2 separate regions of the Homo sapiens genome follow, and region 2 is linked to region 1. The links are chromatin loops, found by intact Hi-C in ENCODE. Cell type or tissue: PC-3. All regions are shown on one strand. Each heading gives the region's core, and the rest is flanking DNA. Links, peaks and the distances in the headings are about the cores only. Region 1 overlaps ADAMTS16 (ADAM metallopeptidase with thrombospondin type 1 motif 16). Region 2 overlaps LOC101929200 (a long non-coding RNA gene).

The links. Hi-C counts contacts between places; a loop is a spot of excess contacts. Peaks named below come from ENCODE experiments on the same cell type or tissue, not always from the same donor. Only the 100,000 strongest peaks of a DNase experiment are listed, where the experiment ranks them.
Region 2: it touches region 1 in a loop (8-fold over the local background); 9 of 110 quality-filtered maps call a loop at or near these places.

The regions. Positions count from the first base shown.
Region 1 is chr5:5,268,793-5,274,168 of GRCh38, forward strand. All of the region lies in intron 18 of ADAMTS16 (ADAM metallopeptidase with thrombospondin type 1 motif 16), which reads left to right. The region is part of intron 5 of LOC101929200 (a long non-coding RNA gene); the gene reads right to left. Among named protein-coding and RNA genes, the nearest start is that of ADAMTS16-AS1, 95 kb to the left of the region's middle. RefSeq lists an enhancer at 2,503-3,163. In PC-3, for the core only: CTCF peaks have their summits at 2,478 and 2,693; a DNase peak (open chromatin) is centred at 2,669; H3K4me3 peaks cover 1,355 bases; H3K27ac peaks cover 1,311 bases.
Region 2 is chr5:5,333,556-5,338,931 of GRCh38, forward strand. All of the region lies in intron 2 of LOC101929200 (a long non-coding RNA gene), which reads right to left. Among named protein-coding and RNA genes, the nearest start is that of ICE1, 86 kb to the right of the region's middle. In PC-3, for the core only: no CTCF peak of the experiment used is centred there; a DNase peak (open chromatin) is centred at 2,456; H3K4me3 peaks cover 888 bases; H3K27ac peaks cover 2,966 bases.

The DNA.
Region 1 (5,376 bases), core at 147-5,146:
TCTGTGGCTGCAGCAGGTCCTGGCCTTAGTGAGCAGCTGCAGCCCCTCAGGCAGGGGTCACCTTCTAGGGGAGTAGAGGGCCAAGACGGAGGTAGTCGAGCCTGGTGACCTGGAGAAGGACTGCGCTCCCCGACCCCACAACTGCCCACCAGCTCAGACTCGCACAAAGGGAACCGCTCCCTCCCTTGTTAAGCCATGCCTGCTGGGTCTAGTTGGTGCAGCTCAGCCACATTCTGAGCTCATACACACCTCACCTGTGACCTCTCGGTCCTTAACACCCCTCTCCAGACAGGCCATGCCTCTTGTCATGCAGCTCCTATGCTTCAAGATCCACACTGAAGTTGTCCTTCTGTCTCACTGCATGGCTGATCGTCCCACCGCTCACTGCCCAGGACCCCGGAGCCCCCACCCAGGCCAGAGGCTGTGGCAGTGCTGGAACCCTCCCCTCACCAGCACCTGAGCTGCCTTGCTTCACCCTCGCTCCCCTATACTACCCTGGTCACCTCAGCCTGGATACCCCCAACTCTTGACCCACTGTGCACATGGAGCTCAGCAGTAAATGCTACCCCCAAAATCCCATGTTATCACTCTAAAAGTGTGGTCACCCAAGGATGGTACACAATCCTTACACCTGCCCCTGGGTCATTTGCTCCCCACCTCCCAGGACATTGAGTTCACATCACCTGCAATCTCCTCCATCTCCCTGCCCCACACTCTCCACCTGGGACCTCAGACTAAAGAGAAGGAAGCAATGACCAGCCCTTCCTCTTGCCAGAATCTCCCTGTGCCTCCAACCCCGCTGCTCTGCCCTCCCTCCCATCACAAAGGGCAGATGGTCCCGAGCCTCTAGAGGAGCCTTTGGAAGTTACTATTTTTTCCATATAAGTGACCCATTTCGCCCAGTGGTTCCTGTTGTTTTTCTGGCTGGGTCTCCTCTGCCTCCACCTCTCTACGCTTGGTCTTTCTGGTATTGAGAGATTTGGAGCTGAAGACATCCCTGCGTTCTGCTGTGTCCTATCTTCTACACTTGACTCTCTCAAACACGGTTTAATACACACATGCTGTCAAGAGCACTGTGTGCTGGAAGAAAAGGTGCAGTTCAGCAGCAGAGGGCCAGTCTAGGGGAAGCTGGAGCTGATGTGTCCTACAGCAAGTAGAAACATGAGACTGAGGCTGCCCCAAATCCACTTCAGTCAACCCTGGAGCCCTCCATCCGATGGCACCCTTTGACATGTGGACCTCCTATTTTGGAATGTTCATATTGCCCTCTGAAAGGGGAAACTTTGAGACAATACAGAAGCCTCTCTGTGAACCCAATGCCATGCTTTCCTGCCTGGGAGAATCTTAAGGAGAACCAAGTGGATCTCCCCGTCCATCGCCCACAAATAGCCAGGGCCTGATCGCACATGGAGCTTAGTAAATTTCTGTCTCACAGGAGAAACAAGATCTCCAGGCTCCCTTCCCACAACTCTCCTGCACTGGAATTCTTTCTATGGAGTGGTCTGGTTGCCATGGGTTATGTCCATGGGCCAGAGTCAGACAAAGGCGCTGGGCGGCATTGCACCTTGTCAAAGGTGCAGCCGTGACACTGCCTGCCTCCCTGGGCTCGACCCTGCCTTCCCCACTTCGGGCATGATCCAGGTCTCCTGTCTCCTAGGATAAGGTGAGGATTCCACGTAAATGCTCTCAGGTGTGATAAACACTCACTAAATCTTGGCTATGATTATTGTTGCTGTAAAAGGAGAAAGAAATTCACAACAGTTATGAATTTAGTCTATAAAGCAAAACTATCCATGGCAAAAACACAGAATAATGGACCTACATGGCATATGTCAACCCTTGGGGATTGTTGTTTCATTGTATGATTTTAACAATTGAGTTGGGAACATAGATTTTAATTTAAAATGTTGCTTTACTTTTCTTCTGAAATGCAAAATATATTTCTATTATGTCCTGGATACTAACAATTTTTTGTTCCTGATTAAATGTTCAGGAAACCCATGTTCCGTTTCTCTGAGGATGGAGTGTGCATCTTTCTTACTGAATTCTGCCTCCCTGAGAGGCTTCCCTGGCCTCTAGGCTGCAGGTACTCCGAGCTCTGTCCTCAGCAGCCTGGCAAAGCTGGAGCCACAGCCCCGAGGGAATAAGCCGCACTCTCCTTCCCCACAGTTCGTGCTCTGTCTGACACTAAGTGGGGCTCAGTGGGGTGTGATCTGATGTTTCATGTTCAACTTGAAGGAGGGTTCCACAAGGATTGAGGGGTGGAACCTGTAAAACATCTTAATCCACAGCCTTATCACTTTTAACTTAAATGAAAAAGGAAACCTGCTGTGCTGGCTGGAGCCCCAGCCTCCTCCTCAGCACCCAGAGGCCGTCCTGCAGCCTTGCAGGCTCCTGCAATTGCATTGCCAGATGGGATCCCCTAAGTCCTAAATCTCTGCAGGGGGCAGGGTGTTGGGTGTCTAGAAGTCTTCTTGCTGGAGATTCTCTTAAAATGGCTGTGCAGCCTCGGCCAGCAGGAGTATCCTGGAGAAATAACAGGCATCAGCAATTCCCAGTGGCTCCTCCAGGACCGGGGAGCTGTGCAGCCTGTGGCTCCCGCTCCTTCCGCTCCTCCCGCTCCTCCCTCACACGGAGGCTCCTCCCTGCGCGGGCACTGCCCAGACAAGCAGCCTACGGCCCTCCCGCGGCTGCCCCGCCCCCATCTGCATTCTAGCATGAATCAGGCCTTTTTATCACTTGCTTTTGAAACATGGATGATAAATCACACAAATATTTATTCCCTTTATACTTCTCAGTTTATCTAAATGGAGTGGCTCTTCGGGTCATTCATCTTAACTCTCGTTTTCTAAGCATTAACACTAATCACACACCTGCCAGGACAGGGGATTGAAGATACAAGAGGAAATGCTTTCCAGATGGTAAATGGAGACTTCCCCTCTGTTTTCAGGACTCTTCTAGGGATGCCAAGTAAGAGTCTAGATAACGCCGAGTAAGAGTCTGGATCACATATCGTGATCAAATGCTTTGTTTTCTCTGTAGCCCCGTCTCCACTTGATATTTGGATGGCTTATTCTTCTTGCTTATACAAACCCATTAGTGGAATAATTCCTTTTACAACCAAGATACATGGGTCCGTAGCTCTGCCTGCTGGTTGCACACTCTAGAAATGAAAGATAAGGCTCAGCAGGGCAGCTTTATTTCCACTGCTCTCCTATAGAAACACTTGCAATGAAAAGGGGGGAGCAATTTCCTTTTCTGTAGTTGCTTATCTCTTTTCGATCTGAGGCCGTGAAAATACTAATCACCCAGTAATGCACCCGTTACCAAGGGAATGAAAAGAAATCTGGTTGCTTAGGTGGTGTTTGTGTAGGAGAGGGTTTTGCTCACAGGAATGCTGGAGAAGTGAACATCTCGGTTCATTTAATTATCTAAGTAGCTGAGCGTTCCCAAGCAGCAGGATGGGCTTCCTGGGAGTGAGACCTGCGCAGCCTCCAGTGCTCCCTGCTCAGAGGAGCCTCCTGTGTAGTTTTATTCTCGGCTGTTGCTGATATGAAATTCCAAAGGATTTTTTTTTTTTTTTTTTTGAGATGGAGTCTTGCTCTGTCACCCAGGCTGGAGTGCAGTGGCGCAATCTCGGCTCACTGCAAGCGCCGCCTCCCGAGTTCACACCATTCTCCTGCCTCAACCTCCTGAGTAGCTGGGACTACAGGCACCCGCCACTACGCCTGGCTAATTTTTTTTTTGTATTTTTAGTAGAGATGGGGTTTCACTGTGTTAGCCAGGATGGTCTCGATCTCCTGACCTGGTGATCCGCCTGCCTCGGCCTCCCAAAGTGCTGGGATTACAGGCGTGAGCCACTGCCCCCGGCCCCAAAGGATTTTTAACAAGGGGCCTGGCACATTTGTTTTGCACTGGGGCCCACGAACGGCACAGTCAGGGTGGCAGGCAGCCCCACTTCTGTGTCAACATGGCTTTCTGGAATATTTGGGGATTGTATTAGAATGCTTGGTGTTTTAGCAAATCTACTATGCATTCATTACTTGAGTTCAAGAAGCCATTCTATACTGTTGTCAGATCATGGGTGTGAGCCTCCAAGGTCCGCAGGCAGTGGCTCTCTGCAGTTACTTTCTTTGTGCTTCTGGAATGAGAGCCAGTTTTACTCAACTTTGGAGTACTTGCAGGGGGAAGAAGTAACCATGAGGGGCCCTTCCAGAGTCATTAGAGCTTTGTTCTGTAGATCCCAAGGTTTGCCCTCTCTGCTGAGAGAGAGCCCAGTGGGGTGGACACGGGACTGTGTGTCTCACCCACAGAAGCCACCGTGCTGAGGCCCACCTGATCGTCTTTGGGTACCTGTTTGCCCTCCACTGTGCCCTTTGCAAAGACATCTAACCAATCTCAGTCTAATCAGGGAAACCAGAAGTGCTATGGCCCCTCCAGAATGAGTGCTGGGCCTGGCCCAGTGACTCACGCCTGTAATCCCAGCACTTTGGGGCAAGTGGACGGCTTGAGCTCAGGAGTTCGAGACCAGCCTGCCTGGGCAACATGGTGAAACTTCAGCTCTACCAAAAATACAAAAAACTTAGCTGATGTGGTGGCACACGCCTGTGCTCTCAACTACTTGGGAGGGAGAGGTGGGAGGATCACTTGAGCCCAGGAGGCAGAGGTTGCCCTGATGGCACCACTGCACTCCAGCCTGGGCCACAGAGTGAAAACCTGTCTCAATAAATAAATAAATGTATGAAATAAAAGATAAACACTGTTAGGGAGCTGTTCAGCTACAGTGTGACGTCACCAGATCAGGTAGGAATGCCGTGGCTTGAAACTGTCTGATCACCTCAATGTGCTGATTCTGAGGTATAAAAGATGACACCTTACTGTGTCTCCCCTGGGGAAAATGTGACTTTGCACCAAAACAATGAGCTTGAAATGTATTTAAGCAGGTACAGACATTGGCCTGCATACGTCTCTAATGAAAGTCAAGTGATAACTATAGACAAACACAATAAACCGTAAGCCAGACTAATTGAACTTATTTCATGAAACACTGAAAAGGAACATAGAAACCATTGCAGAAGCAGTGGGGATACAACATTAACTTTCTGAATTTGAATATGTCATTGTACATCTAGAAATGTGCCTTAAGTAGTCCTGTAAGGTATTTTGTACTTTGAGTTTTTATATTTTGTTTGCTTGATTTTCATTGTGTTGTATGTGTATGTGTTTTGTTTTATTTACTTATTTTTAAAGACCTTTTTTTCCAGCAGTTTTTGCTTCATTTCATGGCAACATTAAGCAGAAAGTAGAACATTCCCATATATTTCCTAGGCCCACACTCGTCCACCCTTCCCCACCATCAACATTCCCCACCGGCGT
Region 2 (5,376 bases), core at 226-5,225, 65 kb after region 1:
CTGGGATTACAGGCATGAGCCACCGTCCCCGGCCCCGATGCTGCTTTTAGAAATTGGTGGTCACATAGGCCTTAAAGTTATAGGCACAGCCATTCAACATTGGAAGTTTCATCAAGATAGAGCAACCTGCATGGATAATTTAAAAACACAAACACACATGCACACACACGCAGGCACGCATGCATATGTACACACATACATGCACACATGCAGGCACATACACGTGCACAGTAGTTGGTTTCATTATCGTCTTCACTGAGGGTGCAGCCTGGGAAGACCCCATGACCAGTGGCATTGTGTCTTCCATTTTGAGAAACAGGAAACCACAGTAAATAAACATCAAGGATCTTCTCGGCATCAGTCCTTCCTTCTCAGGCGCCCCTCAGCAGCAGGACAGAGTTCCCAGGACTGTGGTCTGTCACTTTTCGCATCCACCACGTTTCTGTCTGTACACGGACATCAACCCCCATGGCTTCCCAGGGTATGGTGATTTTCTACAGGGTCCAGTCTCAGACATTGTTTTATGTCTCAGCCTCTACTCCATATACTCATGATTCTCCAAACTCAGGGAGGGAGTTTTGTTTCTGGACGGAGTGCAGGGTTGGGTTGCAGATCAGCAGACAACGGGGCAAAGGCTGTGTGTGGACAATGTTGCCACTTGCATTTGGTCAGCCACAGAGTTGTAAGGTCTCTGCAAGTTCTATTCTAGGGGCTGCAAGAGGCAAAACCCAGGGCCTGGGCAGTTCTCAGGGCCTGGGCAGTTCTCAGGGCCTTCGTGGAGGGCGCAGTTCCTTCCTAGACTCTGAGTAGAAGAATGACCTTGCTCCAGCATGCTGCAAACACTCATCAACCTGTTCTCTAGATTTTCGCCATGGTCACATGGTGATTTTGGAAGCTGAGCTCTCTTTGTCTATTTTAGACCCAATTGAGTCAAAGACGTAGAAAGACAGAAGCCCCCAGGCTGATTCTGCGTAGCTCGTCTCTGACGGTCCGTGGCCACCTTGTCTGCTTGGCAGCAGGGATGACTCCCGTTCTGCCTTTCCCAAGAGCTCCCTGTGCCCAGTTGACTCCCTGCTTAGTCTTCAGCCTCCAAACCCTTCCCGCACGGGCCTCTGGTTGACAATTGGCCCCTGAGACAAGCTCCCCTGGGTGTCCTGGCAGGGCCACACACTCACCATGTGCAAGTACAAGCTCAGCACGTGCCCCCAGCTCCCTCCCAGCCGCACTGGGCTCCCACAAGCCCAACACCCTTATCCATTCTTCTCACCCCCAGTCCCTCCACAGGACATCAAGGGGTCCCCAGCACATTTTCTTCCTGCCATCCACACAAGAACAACCTACCTTTCACCTTTGGTCTGAATATCCTTAGACCTGGCTGAATTTACTTTTAGAATCTCAGAAACGCACTCATTTAACCGAGGAAGTAATTTAATGAGGAAGGAGCCCCTTTTCTCAATAGAGTATCTAGTCCCAAGAAAATGAGGTCACTGGCACAGTGATGAAGGATCCGTGCTGCAAACGCACCTGGTTCTCTTATGGATGGGAGCGCGTGGTGAGATATTTTCATTTCAGCCTGAGTGCTTAGCATTTCTCCTCAGCTTACTGAAAAGAGATAGAAAAAGATGGATGGCTCAGCCTAGAAGACCAGGGCAGAGAATACTGGGGCCTCAAAGAAGAGTCTCTGTCCAGTAGCAGATGGTGTTTCATTGGCTGAGGTATCTGACACTCCAAAGCTCTCAGGCAATAAGTCTGCCAAAAATGAAAAGATGAGAAACTTCTTCCTGCCTTCCACAAACATCATAAATGGGCAAATATGTGCAGAGTAGAAAAACAAAGATTATCTTCCAAATAGGTCCCAATTTTCTTGCAACTTAGTTTGGTGAGGGTGGAGGTCAGGAATTATTGAGAAGAGAGTAAATGTGTATGTTTGAACCATATTTCCTTGTCAATGAAATAGCAAATGTAAAGATGATTAACAAATACTCAGTGTTTAATAAGGATTATTTGAAATTAAGTGGGTGGCCCAAATTATGTATTTATGCACACAAAACCATGGAAAAGGAGAAAGACCTATGCGTGGGAAGCTGGTATGCTGGATCTGGCCTCCCCTTGAAAAGTAAATAGATAAAAGACATAAAAATACTTGGAAAAGTTGAAGCTGTATAAAATGTAAGATACTGTTTTGATAGAGTCATCTATGACTCAGTCATGATTAATTACCATTTTAAAAGGATTATCTTAAGCACACATCTCAGACCTCCTTAAATCACTCCTCGGTTGCTATCTTATGACAAAGGAAAACAAAACTAATCATTGAAGATACCTTTTCTTTTCTCTTCCTCAACTATGACATCTTACAAACCAGGGTTAAATGAACAGTGAGTACGAAAGCAGCCCCTGAGTGTGCATTCTTCTTTCATGCAAAGAGTGCTTTCAAGTAAAGAAAATACCTACTCTCCCTGGAGTTTTAAGCTGCTGTGTGCCAGGAGTCCCCATCCCTGAGGTCATGCTTTGGCTTTAATCACATGAGACATTGTTTGCAGACGCTGTCAGGTCATGGCACTCAGGGACTAGTGTGCACACATTCCTCGAGCCTCAGCAGTTCTGTCCTTAACACCAGGACCACAAAGTTTGTGGTTTCTAGGGTCACAAACCCCAAGAACTTTTCATTCCAGAAACCTCTCCAGGAATCTCCTTCAGTTCCTGTTTCTCTTTGTTTTCCTGTTTTTTACCCAGGTCTATCCACCCTAAGTCACTTGAGACATTAAAACTTTCCAATGTCTGGTAACACCCTGAGGTTAGACAATGTTGTTCTCAAAATCACAAAGGCTAAAAGCACTGGAGGCTGAGTAAGTGTTTAGATAAATTCATTTCACCTAATTCATCAATAACTTTGTCTGAGTTCCTACTGGTGCTACCTAGGTTGAAGAATGAGAAGTGTATAAGCCAATCCCTGTTCTGGAGTGGCTTTCTAATTATATTGTGGAAATAAGTTTTCCAAATTTGAAGCCGCAAGCAGCTACCATAAGAGCCTGCATAAATAAGCATGGAAATTGACACGTTGATTTTAAAATCATGGTGTTGATGTTGAGTTTGGGATGAGGGTGGGAAGAGGAGCCACTTATCTGATTAGGAGGAACTCGCTGAGGTCTGGAGGCAAAAAACTCTCCAGGCTGATGTCACAACACAAGCACAAGAAGCAAAATATCAAAAGTACACGTAGGCTGTGTGAACCATGTACACCGGCTAAGTGCAGGGCCAGGATGGAGGGCAGGAGAGGGGCTGAGGAGGAAGGGTACCTTCCCACAGGAGCCATGGAGTCAAGGCTGGAACCAATTCTAAGGATGAACTGAGACTTGCCAGTCAGTGAGAGAAGACTGGACCATTCAGGAAGCCAAGACAAGTGCCATGGGCAGCACAGGGAGGAGGGACGAGGGTCCTCCTCAATGATGTGGCAAAGGACTGAAGCCGGAATGGGAAACAGGAAGAGAAACTAAGAGGTAAGTCACCAGAAGTACGGAACATAAAGAAGACCCCATGAGCCCTGGATTTACTGCCTGAGCGCCTGAGTCATGGTGCCGGGGGAAGGGGAAAGGTAGGAGCCTGAGAGACACAGGTCTTCCATCTTAGAGGCAGAGAGGCCAGGTTGGGCCAACCGTCAATCTAACTCTTTTCCTTCATGGATCCTAATTCTGACTGATTGTGTGACAGATGCTTTCTCAATAATTACTAAATGGAGCTTTTGGAATTTTTATGAAAGCTAATATAGTGTTTTTCTTTAGAAGCCAAGGTGTCCCAAAGTAGACATCACTGCAGTGGGAGCAGGATCATTCTCCACCATGAGCGAATGTTCTGGTGGCCCACTGTGGGGTGGTAGGTGCTGCATGCCTCTTCTCCAAACGGAACACTAGGCGGGCCTGCCCTCCATTAGCAAGGACAAACTAGAACAGCATGTGCATTCCCTATGCTCCCTGGGGGTGGGGGCAACACCCCAGGGGGAGCCACAGCCAGGTCATTCTGCCAGGGGAAGATGTACACACTGCCAAGATGAGCACGGCCTTCCATCTGCGCAGACGAACGTGGGAGGGGGCACGTGAATCAAATCGGTAATTATACCTCAGTGTAGAAAAATTCACTCATAGAAGCATGTAAAATACCAATTCCAGAAGCCCAATCGGCGCACAGAGGAGGCTCAGGGTGACTTCAGCATAGGAGGAGAGACTGGAGTTGAGTCTTAAATGGTAAAGGGAAGGCTGGAGCATTTCAGGAGTGGCACAATGGGCACACAGACACATTGTAAGATATGTGTGTCCTTACAGAGGACACACCTGACATTTTTCAACACTCAGCTTTTGTGTCTCCTTTAGATCATTTTGAACATGACAGCTAAAAACAACCAAACTTATAGGAGATACTGTCCAGTGAAAAACACAACAAATGACTCTAAGGAAACTCTGAGGTTAGAAAAAAAGTCAGTCAGATAATAGATTTCATTTTTTATTTGCTATCATAGTTCATCCAAGACAATTCAATGGGAAAGAATAGCTTTTCCAAAAAATGGTGCTGGTGCAACTTGATATCCACATGGAGAAGAATAAAGTTGGACTCCCACCTCTCCCTGTCTTCAAAATCAACCCAAAATGGAACAGACACCTCCATGTACAAGCCGAAATTGTAAACCTCTTCTATAAATCTGTGTGACACTGAATTTGGTAACAGTTTTCTTATTATAATACAGAAGGCGTAAGCAACAAAAGAAAAAAAATAAATTGGACTTCATGAGAAGTATAAACTTTTTTTTTTTTTGAGACGGAGTTTTGCTCTTGTTTCCCAGGCTGGAGTGCAATGGTGCAATCTCGGCTCACTGCAACCTCTGCTTCCTAGGTTCAAGCGATTCTCCTTCCTCATCCTCCCAAGTAGCTGGGATTACAGGCGCATGCCACCATGCCTGGCTAATTTTGTGTTTTTATTAGAGATGGGGTTTCTTCATGTTGGTCAGGCTGGTCTCAAACTCCCGACCTCAGGTGATCCCATGCTGGGATTACAGGTGTGAGCCACGGTGCCTGACTAAGAAGTATAAACCTTTATGCATCAAAGGACATCATCAAGAAAGTGAAAAGACAACCTGTAGAATGGGGAAAACATTTTCAAATGAATTATCTGAGAAGGGTCAGCTGCAGTCTGAATGTTGGTGTCTCCCCACAATTTATATACCGGGATCTTATACCCAATGTGATAGAATTAGGAGGTGGGGCCTCTGTGAAGTGATTAAGGCATGAGGGCTCCACTCTTGTGAATGGCATTAGTGCCCTCATGACAAAGGCTCAAGTGAGATTCCTTGCCCCTTCGGCCATGTGAGGATGTGGTGATGAAGCA